2 separate regions of the Homo sapiens genome follow, and region 1 is linked to region 2. The links are chromatin contacts, found by Hi-C or POLR2A ChIA-PET in ENCODE. All regions are on one chromosome and are shown on one strand. Each heading gives the region's core, a stretch centred on a gene start or an enhancer-like site at or near the end of the contact. The rest is flanking DNA. Distances are from core to core; before and after follow the strand shown.

The links. A loop is a pair of places that touch in the nucleus more often than their neighbours do. ChIA-PET counts read pairs that join two places held with the same protein, here RNA polymerase II (POLR2A). Pooled maps may share reads with other maps.
Region 1: a pooled map of heart left ventricle shows a loop between it and region 2 (3-fold over the local background). The contact joins the enhancer-like site here to the promoter of ABCC9 in region 2. A Hi-C loop is called at or near these places in 1 of 50 pooled maps. POLR2A ChIA-PET finds 5 or more read pairs at or near these places in 2 of 52 experiments (activated T-cell and common myeloid progenitor, CD34-positive).

What each region holds. Positions count from the first base shown.
Region 1 is chr12:22,010,878-22,016,088 of GRCh38, reverse strand. No RefSeq gene overlaps it. Among named protein-coding and RNA genes, the nearest start is that of CMAS, 33 kb to the left of the region's middle. Within about 2 kb of position 1,489, at least 2 of the 41 ENCODE cell types and tissues checked have a DNase peak (open chromatin) inside an H3K27ac peak, as active enhancers do.
Region 2 is chr12:21,939,283-21,945,018 of GRCh38, reverse strand. ABCC9 (ATP binding cassette subfamily C member 9) reads left to right here and starts at 3,593. Exons shown (of 40, transcript NM_020297.4): 1 at 3,593-3,819; 2 at 4,194-4,309. RefSeq lists an enhancer at 3,183-4,160.

The DNA.
Region 1 (5,211 bases), core at 240-2,739, 73 kb before region 2:
TCAATAAATATTGTAGGTAATCAATAAATACTTATTAAATGATGAATAAATGAATGAATGCTGGGAAGATAGTGCACCATACATTTTCAGTATTCAGGGTCTCTAAAGATTGCTTAGATTGTTAATTTAGAAATGATCACTTGGATTTTTAAGGATGATTCACTGATATAATAGTTGTTTTTTCCTTTAAAGCTGATTGAACCAGTGGTGGACTTAACTAGAATGAAATTTCAAAATATTATACAGCTGGCCTAGTTAAAAATATAATTCACACAGTTTAAGGTATAATAAGAAAGTGTCTAAGGTTTGAGAAATATTTAATATATTGAATATCTAGATTGCCCAGTAAGAAAGGAAATTGACATTAATCAGGCTATTAACATACAAGTCTTTCACATACATATTATCATTTACTCCTTGCAACTCTGGGATGTAGGTATTGCCCTAATTCTCCTGACTTGGAGGTTTTGGCTTGGGAACATATAATTACTTGGCCACCGTCACATACTACTTGGGAGCACAGTTGGGATTCAAATCCAGTTTTGTTTCCTAAGCTCATGGTCATTAATGACATGATTCTGCCTCACTATTCTTTAAGAGGAAATATATTTAAATCTTTAACAGAATGTATTTGTTGTGCCAAGGCCAAGTACAGGTAATAAAAAATCAGATAGACAAACCGGTGATTTATGAACATTTATAGCCCAGAGAGACCTCAATCAACTTCTAGACCCACCTCCAATTTCAACCTTGGTCCAGGATCAATTTTATTTTATTTTATTTTGATTTAGATAAGAGATAGATTAAAAAGAAACACTGATGTTAGGTCCCTTCATACTCTATATCTGGATAACTGAAGATAGTGTTTTTCAAGTCTTACTGTACATTCAACTCTTTAGTTCCATCATTAAGGACAAAGCAAAGTAATCTATGTAATAAAATCAACCTGACCGGGACATAGTCAATTTGATTATTCTGACCACTCTGGCAGCCAAGCTAGATTTTGGGTTGATTCCCATAAAAAATTAACCTATCTATCTCCTCTCCTAAACTTGGATGGGAAAAAAAAAATAGAACAAAGTTCTTCTGTCTGAAGTAGATTCTGCTTCCGGTCCCAGCCTCCGGATGATAATGACTCAAAGGGCAAAACATAAGTAAAGTGCATGCAAGGGTCATCTGTTGTTTTGAAATGAAATGAAGTCGCCTAACTCACACATCTGCTCCCCACCCCTGCTTTCTGGAGACGGCTAATGATCAAACGGAGCCCAGATTCTCCCCATACCCGTTTTGTGGAAATACCACCAGGGAAAGTGTTCCCTTGGCACTTAAGCTATAACTCAGAGTCTCAGAAAGTTCTTTTCTCTCTCATGCCCCAGTGTTAGTCGAGTGACTTTTGAGGCTTGAGGATGTTCTGCATGACTTTTATTTTGAGATCACATGTCTTGACACAGCTGGTGAGTGTTAATGACCAGGCCACAGCGCTCAGGTCTGCACGTCCACTCTCCCCATTTCCCAACAAGGGAAACATCCTGGGTTGTGGTTCTCACAACACAAAGGAGACACTAAAGCCTTAGAATAATCCTCAGTGGGAGAGGAGCTATTTTTCAATTTGGCTCAGGACCAAGTGCCAAAAAAACGTAAAACCATTGATTACATATTACTCCTTTTGGCCAAAAAGCAGAAATTATACAAACATGCAGGAACAATTTACTATATTTCTTTCCCACATTCTTTATTTTCCCCAGATATATTGTTTAAATTTGAACAGTTCTGCAAAAGATCCCATGGGAATAACACTTCCCACATGAACAGCTTCCTTGCTTATGAGAGTCAATTCGGTTCTCTGGTGGCCTGAAGGGCCAATTTAAGGTTATGTAAAGTAGCTGAGTAGCTGAGATAATATAACACCAGACGTCCTCATATGCCATTCTGTGGGGGAAGGGAAGAGGGAGAATCGTAAACCCCCAATATCTATGAGTTAATAAAAGACCATTCTCTGTAGCTTTGGGCTTAGTGTTACCTTCATACTATTCTTGCTCATGCCAACACAAAGCCCTGGTGATACAACAGAAAAGACAAGGAGGAGGACTGAGATATGATGTGGTGCAGCTCAGATCAACAACCACATATCATGATTGATATGCTAGGAATTAAACTGAAGGTTCAAAGGCAAGTTACATTCAATCTTTGCCATGAGCGTCCAGCAGAAAGAAAGGGCTATAATTTAAACCTGGTACCTCACAAACCAAAAGCAAGAATCTCAACTACAGCAAGGGGATATTATCTATCACTTTACAATTTCTTTCAACACAGTGATACTACTCTTGTTGGCCACTACCAATCACAGGGATAAAATGAATTAGCAGTTTCAGCCCCATATTAATGAAGCATCCAAAGCAATTGAAATAGAGCAGCAGTTTACCTAACAGCAGAAGTCATTTATTTTGTTATGTAGTTCTGTTATACTCCTGTGAAATTCAAATTATGTTCCCTGCCAAACAGAAAAAAATTTGGTGTATGGATAAAGTTGGAAGGGTTTGGGCAGGTTTTCTGTTTCTTTGTTAAGTGTTGTCTTAGTTATTATATTATCAAAGTCCAGTAGGGCTCCCCAGCCATCGTATTTCTAAGACTGAGGAAGAACTGATTCTTATGCTACGAGGAATTACTTTACTTCGCATAAAACCTTGATTAGCTATCTTTTGAGCAGACTTCAACCTATAGCAAAGCCTACTGAAGAATTTATTGAATGTTACTATATGCCAGGTTCTATATTAAGTGCTTTCTATATCCCATCTCTTTTACTCTTTGTAACAATTCTGAGAAAGTTAATATTATTTCTGTTATTCTGGAGGAAGAAATTGCTAGAGGTTACCTAACTTGCTGAAGATTACTCATCAATTAACCTGTGATGGAGTGGTGGAGCCAGAATTCAGAGCCAAAGTGTTGTAAATAATGGCCAAATACAATGAAATAGTATTGTGCTCAAATTTTAAAAATTCATCAAAAATATAATTTGTTAACAATAAAGATTTTTTACTTACATGTAATTGCTGAGAATATATTTGTATTTTCCAGAGTAGCCTTGAATTTTGCAAAGCTATTTTTTTTTTTGAGACAGGGTCTCTCTCTGTTGCCCAGGCTGGAGTACAGTGGTGTGATCTCAGCTCACTGCAACTTTGGCCCCGCCAGGTTCAAGTGATTCTCCTGCCTCAGCCTCCTGAGTAGCTGAGATTAGAGGCAGGAACTCCTGACTTCAAGCTATCCACCCACCTTGGCCTCCCAAAGTGCTGGGATTACAGGCATGAGCCACTGTGCCTGGACAAATTTTGCAAACTTTAATTCCACTTGAAAGAACAAGATTTTGACAACGTCAGGTGAAATATTTTTCTCAAACAAATGATTTGGGGGAAAAAGCTGGATAGTTAAGAACAATCTGTGTTTTTTTTTATCTTTCTTTTTCTGGAAATTAACCAGCACATTCTCATTGACATGATTTCTGCCAAGATATTTAAAAGTACCATAAATATAGAACAGGTATGCTCAGTGGAACAGACAGGGAAAAGACAGATGTTTAAGTAGTGCTGTTTGAATGGAAAATAGAAACTAGGCATGCATGTAGAGTTAGGTTGTATGATTCAATTAGCCTCAAAACATAAAACATGCTTTTTCTCTTGTTATGGCTTAATAACCTTCTTTATTCTTGTTCTAGTTCATAATTTGCTTTTGCATTGTAAAGAAAATATTTTTGTAGAAATGCAGGTAAGAATTATTTATGCAGTAATAAAATTCTACAGAACAAAATTTATAACACACACATACACATATATACACACACATATGCATATATATATATACATACATACACATATATATCATTTGAAAAGCATATAATATCAAACAAATCAGCTTTGTACCTGACCTGAATTATCACCATTTTTTTCTTTCTTTTTTTTTTTTTGTTTTTGTTTTTGGGATGTTTTTGTTGTTGTTGTTTTTGAGACAGGGTCTTGCTCTGTCACCCAGGCTGGAGTGCGGTGATGTGATCATGGCTCACTGCAACCTCCACCTTGTAGGCTCAAATGATCCTCCCACCTCAGCCTCCTGAGTAGCTGGGACTACAGGCATGCCACCATGCTTGGCTAATTTTTGTATTTTTTGTAGAGATGGGGTTTTACCATGTTACCCAGGCTGGTCTTGAACTTTTGGGCTCAAGCAATCTGCCCACTTCAGCCTCCCAAAGTTCTGGGATTACAGGTATGAGCCACCACACCCAGCTTGTTTGTTCTGTTTTTAATACCTACTAATGTTGGAATGGGAATGGCTGCAAACAAACTCAGTCTCAAAGTTTGTTTTGGGAGGTCTATTTAGTTGTGTGTCACTTGGTTTATCATCTCATTTCAAAGCTTTCATAACATTAAAAAACACAAAAACTAAACTTCATTTTGAGGTTCTATAGCTATGAATACCTGTGTGATTCCAAAGTATAGGGAAAGTGTATGTTTATTTTTATTTATTTATTTATTTATTTTTTGAGACAGGGTCTCACTTCTGTCACCCAGGCTGGAGTGCAGTGGCGTGACCATGGCTCACTGCGGCCTCAACCTCCTGGGCTCAAATGATCCTACCACCTCAGCCTCCCAAGTAGCTGGGACTACAGACATTCAACACCACACCCGGCTAATTTTTGTATTTTTTATAGAGAAGGGGTTTCACCATGTTGCCAAGGCTGGTCTCGAACTCCCGGGCTCAAGTGATCCACCCGCTTTGGTCTCCCAAAGTGCTAGAATTACAGGCATAAGCCACAGCGCTCAGCCTGTTTATTGTCATTTTAATGGTAATGGTATCAATGACCTTCTAATGTAGTTAGGTGTCTTATCTCTGAGGAGATGCTCCTGTGATATTTAAACTGAGATTAGAAGGAAAGTCCTCAGCAAAATACTAGCAAGTCAAATTCAGCAGCACAATGAAAAAGATAATATGACATGGTCAAGTGGGATTTATTCCAGGAATGCAAGGATGCACAACATATGCAAATAAATAAACATGATATATCACATCAACAGAATAAAGGACAAAAACTATATGATCATCTCAATAGACACATAAAAAGCATTTGATAAAATTCAAAAACCCTTCATAATAAAACCTCTCAACAAACTCATAATAGAAGAAACATACCTCAACAGAGTGAAGGCCATCTATGACCAACCC
Region 2 (5,736 bases), core at 2,344-4,843:
AGGAATAAACTATTCATATATACAACAACATGGATGAATCTCAAAAATATTATGCTTACCTAAAGAAGCCAGACACAAGGGAGTATGTACTGTATGACTCCTTTTATATGACATTTGTGAACTAATCTCCAGTGATAGACTTCAGGTCACTTGTTACCCTAAGTGAGAGACAGTTAGACTGACTAGTTAAAGGCACAAGATAACTTCCTTGGGAGATAGAAATACTTTGTATCTTTTTGGGATCATGGTTATTTCAAAAGACTTTGGATTTTACATGTATCATGGATACTTTTTATTTCATGAAAATTATACTTACAATGTTGATTTAAAAATATATTGTATATATTTCTGAAAGAAACAATGGTTTATCTTCTTGTATTATTTAACACTTCTGGAATGTATTTAATGAAGATTAGAGATAAAATGCAAACAAGCTGTAAGTATTTTAAAATGGAAGGGTACCACTATTTGCAGATGAAATCGTATTTCTGGAAAGTCAAGGTAACAGGGTGAAATAGCTCTGGGATTACTGAGAAGTCTTAATAAAGTGTCTGGATATAAGATAAATATACTTTTTTTGGACAAAATAAATAGTACATCCTTAATAGCAGTACAAAATATTAAAACAAAAATATGAAATTTGTATGATCAATCTTTACAAAATATGCACAGACCTGTATAAATTTAATACTGGGATAAAAGGAAGACAAATAAATGGGAAACTACATTTCTGGGTGAAGAGACAAAGCACTAAAAATATGTTCTTTATAAATTACTTCCTAGTTTTAATGAAATTCCAATAAAATCCCCAAAAGAGAGGAGCTTTGAAAATTTTGAAAAGAGTGAAAAGGGGACTGGCACTGTCAGGGTTACAATATAATTTAATCTCTGATAATCAAATCAGTCTAATCATAGCAATATAATAAAAAATTGAAACAGATCAATTGAACAGAATAGGTAGCCCGGAAACAGATCTTATTATGAACTAATTATGTGTATATGACAAAAGTGGTATTACACCACAATGCAGAAGAAAAAGATTATTCAGTAAATGGTGTTGGTGTAACAAATAAAGTATAAATGCAGATTTTCATCCCATAGTGTATGCCAAAATAAATTCCAAAATCAAATTTTTACTAAAGCCTTTAAACAAATATAAATGAAGGTAAATATTTATTAACTAAAGTGTTCTAATACATTGCAAAGGCAACAAGCAGCAAATTTGCCTACGTAAAATTTCCCTTAGGAGAAAGTTCAATGAAGTGCAATAGACCCTAGAGATCTGACTCATCACTAGCTTCTATGTCTAGCACATAGTGTGTGCTCTAATAAATCTTTACAGAACACATGAAAACTTTTTTCTTACTTTTTTGAAAGGCAGCAGCACTATCATTTTTTAACAATATGACAAATTGGGAAAAATGTGTCATATATGAAGCAGGATTAGTATCCTCTTATTAAACATTTGATTAGTATACTCTTATGAAACATTTATACAAATGGTAAACTTCATTAAGACCCATGAGGTACACAAGTATGTGAACAAACTGCCACAAAAGAGGGGATACAAAGATTAATCAATAGTGGGGAAATGTTGAATGTGAATAACAGAATTGAATATTATCTGTCAAGTTAAAATATTTTTTTAAAATAAAAAATAGCAATATCCAATGCTGGTTTGAGTATAAGTGTAATAGCTCATCTCATACAATTTGGGGGACTTAATACGAACTTCATAGAAGGGTGATTTTGCATTCTATGTTGACAGCCTTAAAAATATCTACCACTTTTGATCCCGTAATTATTTTTCACATAATTTATCTTAAAACATTACTTGTTAGAAAGAAAAAAAGTTTATGAAAAAAGGTCATCATATGATCACAGATATTAGTAAAATTGGGCAAATACATGTCAAACAACGGGAAAATGAATCTTATGGTATAGCCTTTCAATGGAATAGTATATAGCCATTTAAATTATTTTAAAAATTATTCTATATTTATTTAAATTATTTATCTTTATTGTCCCATTAAACAGAGGAGGAAGCTGATACACAGAGGGTTTATGTGACTTGTTCAGTCTCTGAACTAACTAGCAGGATGTGATATCGAGCAGGCTGCCTTCCTAGTCCACACTCTTAATCAATGCACCATACCGCCTGTGTTTGTTAAAACATAAAAAAAAATGTTTTCAGTAGTTTTATGGGTGTGTGTGCACAGGTGCATCTACGGGGGGCTCCTTGATCTCCTCTGTACACTTTCACATCTTCCAAAGTTTCTACAATAAGCATGATTTTTAAACATTGTAAATGACCTTAATGAATTGTAATATTCTTTTATAATCCTCAAGTAAACTTCATTTTGTGTAGTCACACTCAAGAGTTTTCATCTTGGGATTATTGGCACCCCCTATTTCCAGTTCTCTCTCCATAGATGCCCTGGAGAGCCTCTGGCCTCGCGTCCAGCTTGCTCACCCGGCCACCCTGGGCTGCATCCATAGTACCAGGATCCTCACTGTTGAAACGCTCTCTTATTTCCCTGCGCCGCTGCAGACAGCTCCAGGGTAAAGTTGTCAAGCGTTCAAAGGCCACAGGAACGGAGTCTTCGGACCCTCCCAGGTTTCGGCCCCATATGGCCTCGCAGATTCCTAGCGGCCGCGGGTTCAAGTCCCAGCCGCTGACGCAGGTCAGGCACTCACCCGGAAGCGCAGCGACCTTCCCAAGAGTGGGGCGCCGGCGGAGAAATCCCCTGGGACTGGCAGGGCTGGAGTCGGCCTGCATCGCACAGGCCACGAGGCCACCGGTGTTTAGGGTTCAGATCTGGGGACCAGCGCCAGCAGACCGCAGTCCTGCAGCGGCGCCCCTTGAGGACGGCATGCGGAGCCTCAGGGGCAGAAGTCCGCCCGGCTGACCATCCTTTATTAAAATACGACAGTTCCTGAAAACAATGCTTATCTCAAGCTGACTCAAAACTGGCTCTTGAGAAAATCCGGTGTTAATTAAAGAGGGTTGTCGGGGACAAAATTCACGGCTTGTGTTTCGCGGGGGAGTGGTTGTGGGGTGATCTTAATATAAACACGTTATCTCGAGAGTTAATTATGTCTCTGGTTGGAAACAGGAGAAGAGGGTGACTGTTTACGCAGTCCATGGGAATCAGCGTCTCACTTTAGGGGACGGTGGGCAAGGGTCGCCCTTCGATAGCGCGGCGGCTGGTCCACCAGAGAAACCAAGTTTTCTAGGTCGCCGGGGAAAAGCGGAAAATTAGACTTGAGCCAGCCTTGCTCCTGTGAGACATTCGTGCACTCATAACCCAGCAGTGGGTGCCTCTACCTAGAATGAGCCCTTCATTTCCCGGATCCGTTCAGGGGGAAACAGCGAAATCCCCAAATCCGCTTCCTTACGTGGCTAATAAAGGGGTGCTTACAGAGCATGGAAAAACAAAACAAAGAAACAAGAATACCTTGAGTGTTTTGACGTTTGAAAACCCGACTCCGGAGAATCATGGAATCATATTCCAAGTTTCAGTGTCTAATGAAGTTTAAGGGGACGCCTATTACTTGGGTTTGTAAAATCGCGGCGTCGCGCCCGCCCCAAGTCAAAGCTGAGCAGAGCAGGGATGGGGAAGGTCTCCGGCCCCAGGCGCGGCGCGCGGGGCTTCTGCCCAGTTTCCTGCTTCTCAGCCGCGGTGTCTGCCCCGGCCCAGAGCAGTCTGTGCAATTTAGAAACTCGATAGGAGGCAGCAGCTGGTCTCCCACCACCCTAAAAATAATCCGTTCCGGCGCACTGCGTGCTTCGCCTAGGGGAGGAAAACTGTCATCGGAGTAAGTGAATCCGTGTCTTTTACATGAATGCCATTTAAACATTTTTAGGAATAACTGTAAGTTGTCGATTTTGAGCTAACATTTCTGCTATCCAAAAACGCCCTCGCACTCTCTCGCACTTCTCGGCACTTAGCTTTCGCGATCGCTATTTCTAGAATTAAGGGACGAGGCCCGGCTCGAGAAGTGAAGGGGTGGGGATCAGGTTTCCAGTTTTACTTCAAAACTGCCGTCTCCTACTCAAATCAACTGGAAACAGTGAAAGGAGTTATTATTATTAGGAGTTATTATTACCGCCTTTCTTGTAGACAATTCTTGTATGTTCAAGAAGTAGTTTTCTATCTGCTTAATTTTTGTTACTCTTTACTTTTTTTTAGGAGTTCTGCGTCCGGGTTTGAAATTTACATCTTAAGACAGTGTAGGAAGTCGGTGTTTTGAAGGTAGCTCAAGTGCACCGGCAGGGGTTTGAAGCAGCGTGAAGCTATTGCCCAAGGTATTTATTTTTTGCTTTATTTGTTCAGTTTGGGATTTTTTTTAAAATCCCATTGCAGTATCTAAGGAATACCTACTGAGTAATTTCAACATTTCTTTTGGTGTGGGATGGTACTTCACAGCCACTGAAGAGTAAATGGGTGGATTCAGATCAGGCACTAAGTCAGAAGTCAGTGGTCATTTTTGCCAGTGATTTTCCCACTTGGATCTGTCATAGTTATAGCCATGGTAGCTAGCTAACTAGCTATACATCTTCTAGTTTTTATTTCATGAACTAGGGACTGAATAACTTCAAAGAAGTGATTACAGCATTTGTTTTTGCAAGTGACATCCATCCTGAAAATGCTCTAGATGATGATAAAGCCCTAAGTTCTTTAAAATGTCCTGCTTCTCTTTCATAACAGAATTTGGTTAATCTCTAAACGATTAAAGAATGAATCCTTTTATATGTAAGAATGAAAACTTTTATTTAAATTTAGCATGTTTTCTCCAGGTGTTTCCAGCATTTTAAACTCTCTGCAATTGCTATTCGATCAGAACTAACGCTTTCTGCTAAGTGAACAGGAAGGAAGACAAGTTTTCACTTGCTTTACTTGTAGTCTATTTCCAAAGGACAGGGCTGGCCACAATAAATGGTGTACCTTATATGCCTCAGCACTTAAATGTGTTTTTAGAATTAAATCAGATAACTACTGCTCGTGTCTTGCAGAGGAACCAACAGACTGGATAGGTCAGGTATTATATTCACCAACTAAATCCAAAATGTATATGTTCTAGATGTGTGGAATTTCATGTAATGCATTTCGAGGAATAAAAACACTGAGGGTGCGATTCTTGCCATGAAATCGTAAGTTAGATAATTAGGAGTATTTCTATTTTATGTTTTCTGCTCCATAGACATACGTTAGAAGCAAAATTTCACTTTGATCTTTGTTTTTAAAGTTTATTCAGTCAAGTTCTCCAACTCTATCACCTCTCATAAACAACTGAGCATATTTCGATGGCTTATGCTTGTGGAAAGGGAAACATTATATCTCCCCATCTGCTCTCCCTTCTCTCTCTCTCCTTGATGCTTGGGCCTCCCTCAGTGCTTAGCTGAATCTAAACAGCTCCAGAAGGGGTGGAGCTGAAGGATGTCAGGTGACAGAGTTTAGCCAGCAAGAACAGCGATTTATACCCTTCCCCAAACATTCCCAATTGAACCTGGTGTCTGGGAGGGAAACATTAAATGACAATTGGAAATTTAAGGATTAGGAACGTGGATTGAATAAAATGCCTTTGATAAACACAATAATTATCAATATATCAGCAATAAGTTTACTGCCTCCCTCTTTTTGTCCATGTTGGGTTGTAATGGAGGCTGGCTGTTAGAGTGCCACATGGACTCTGGATGTTGGATAAGGAGACTACGGGTTAAAGGGAAAGGAT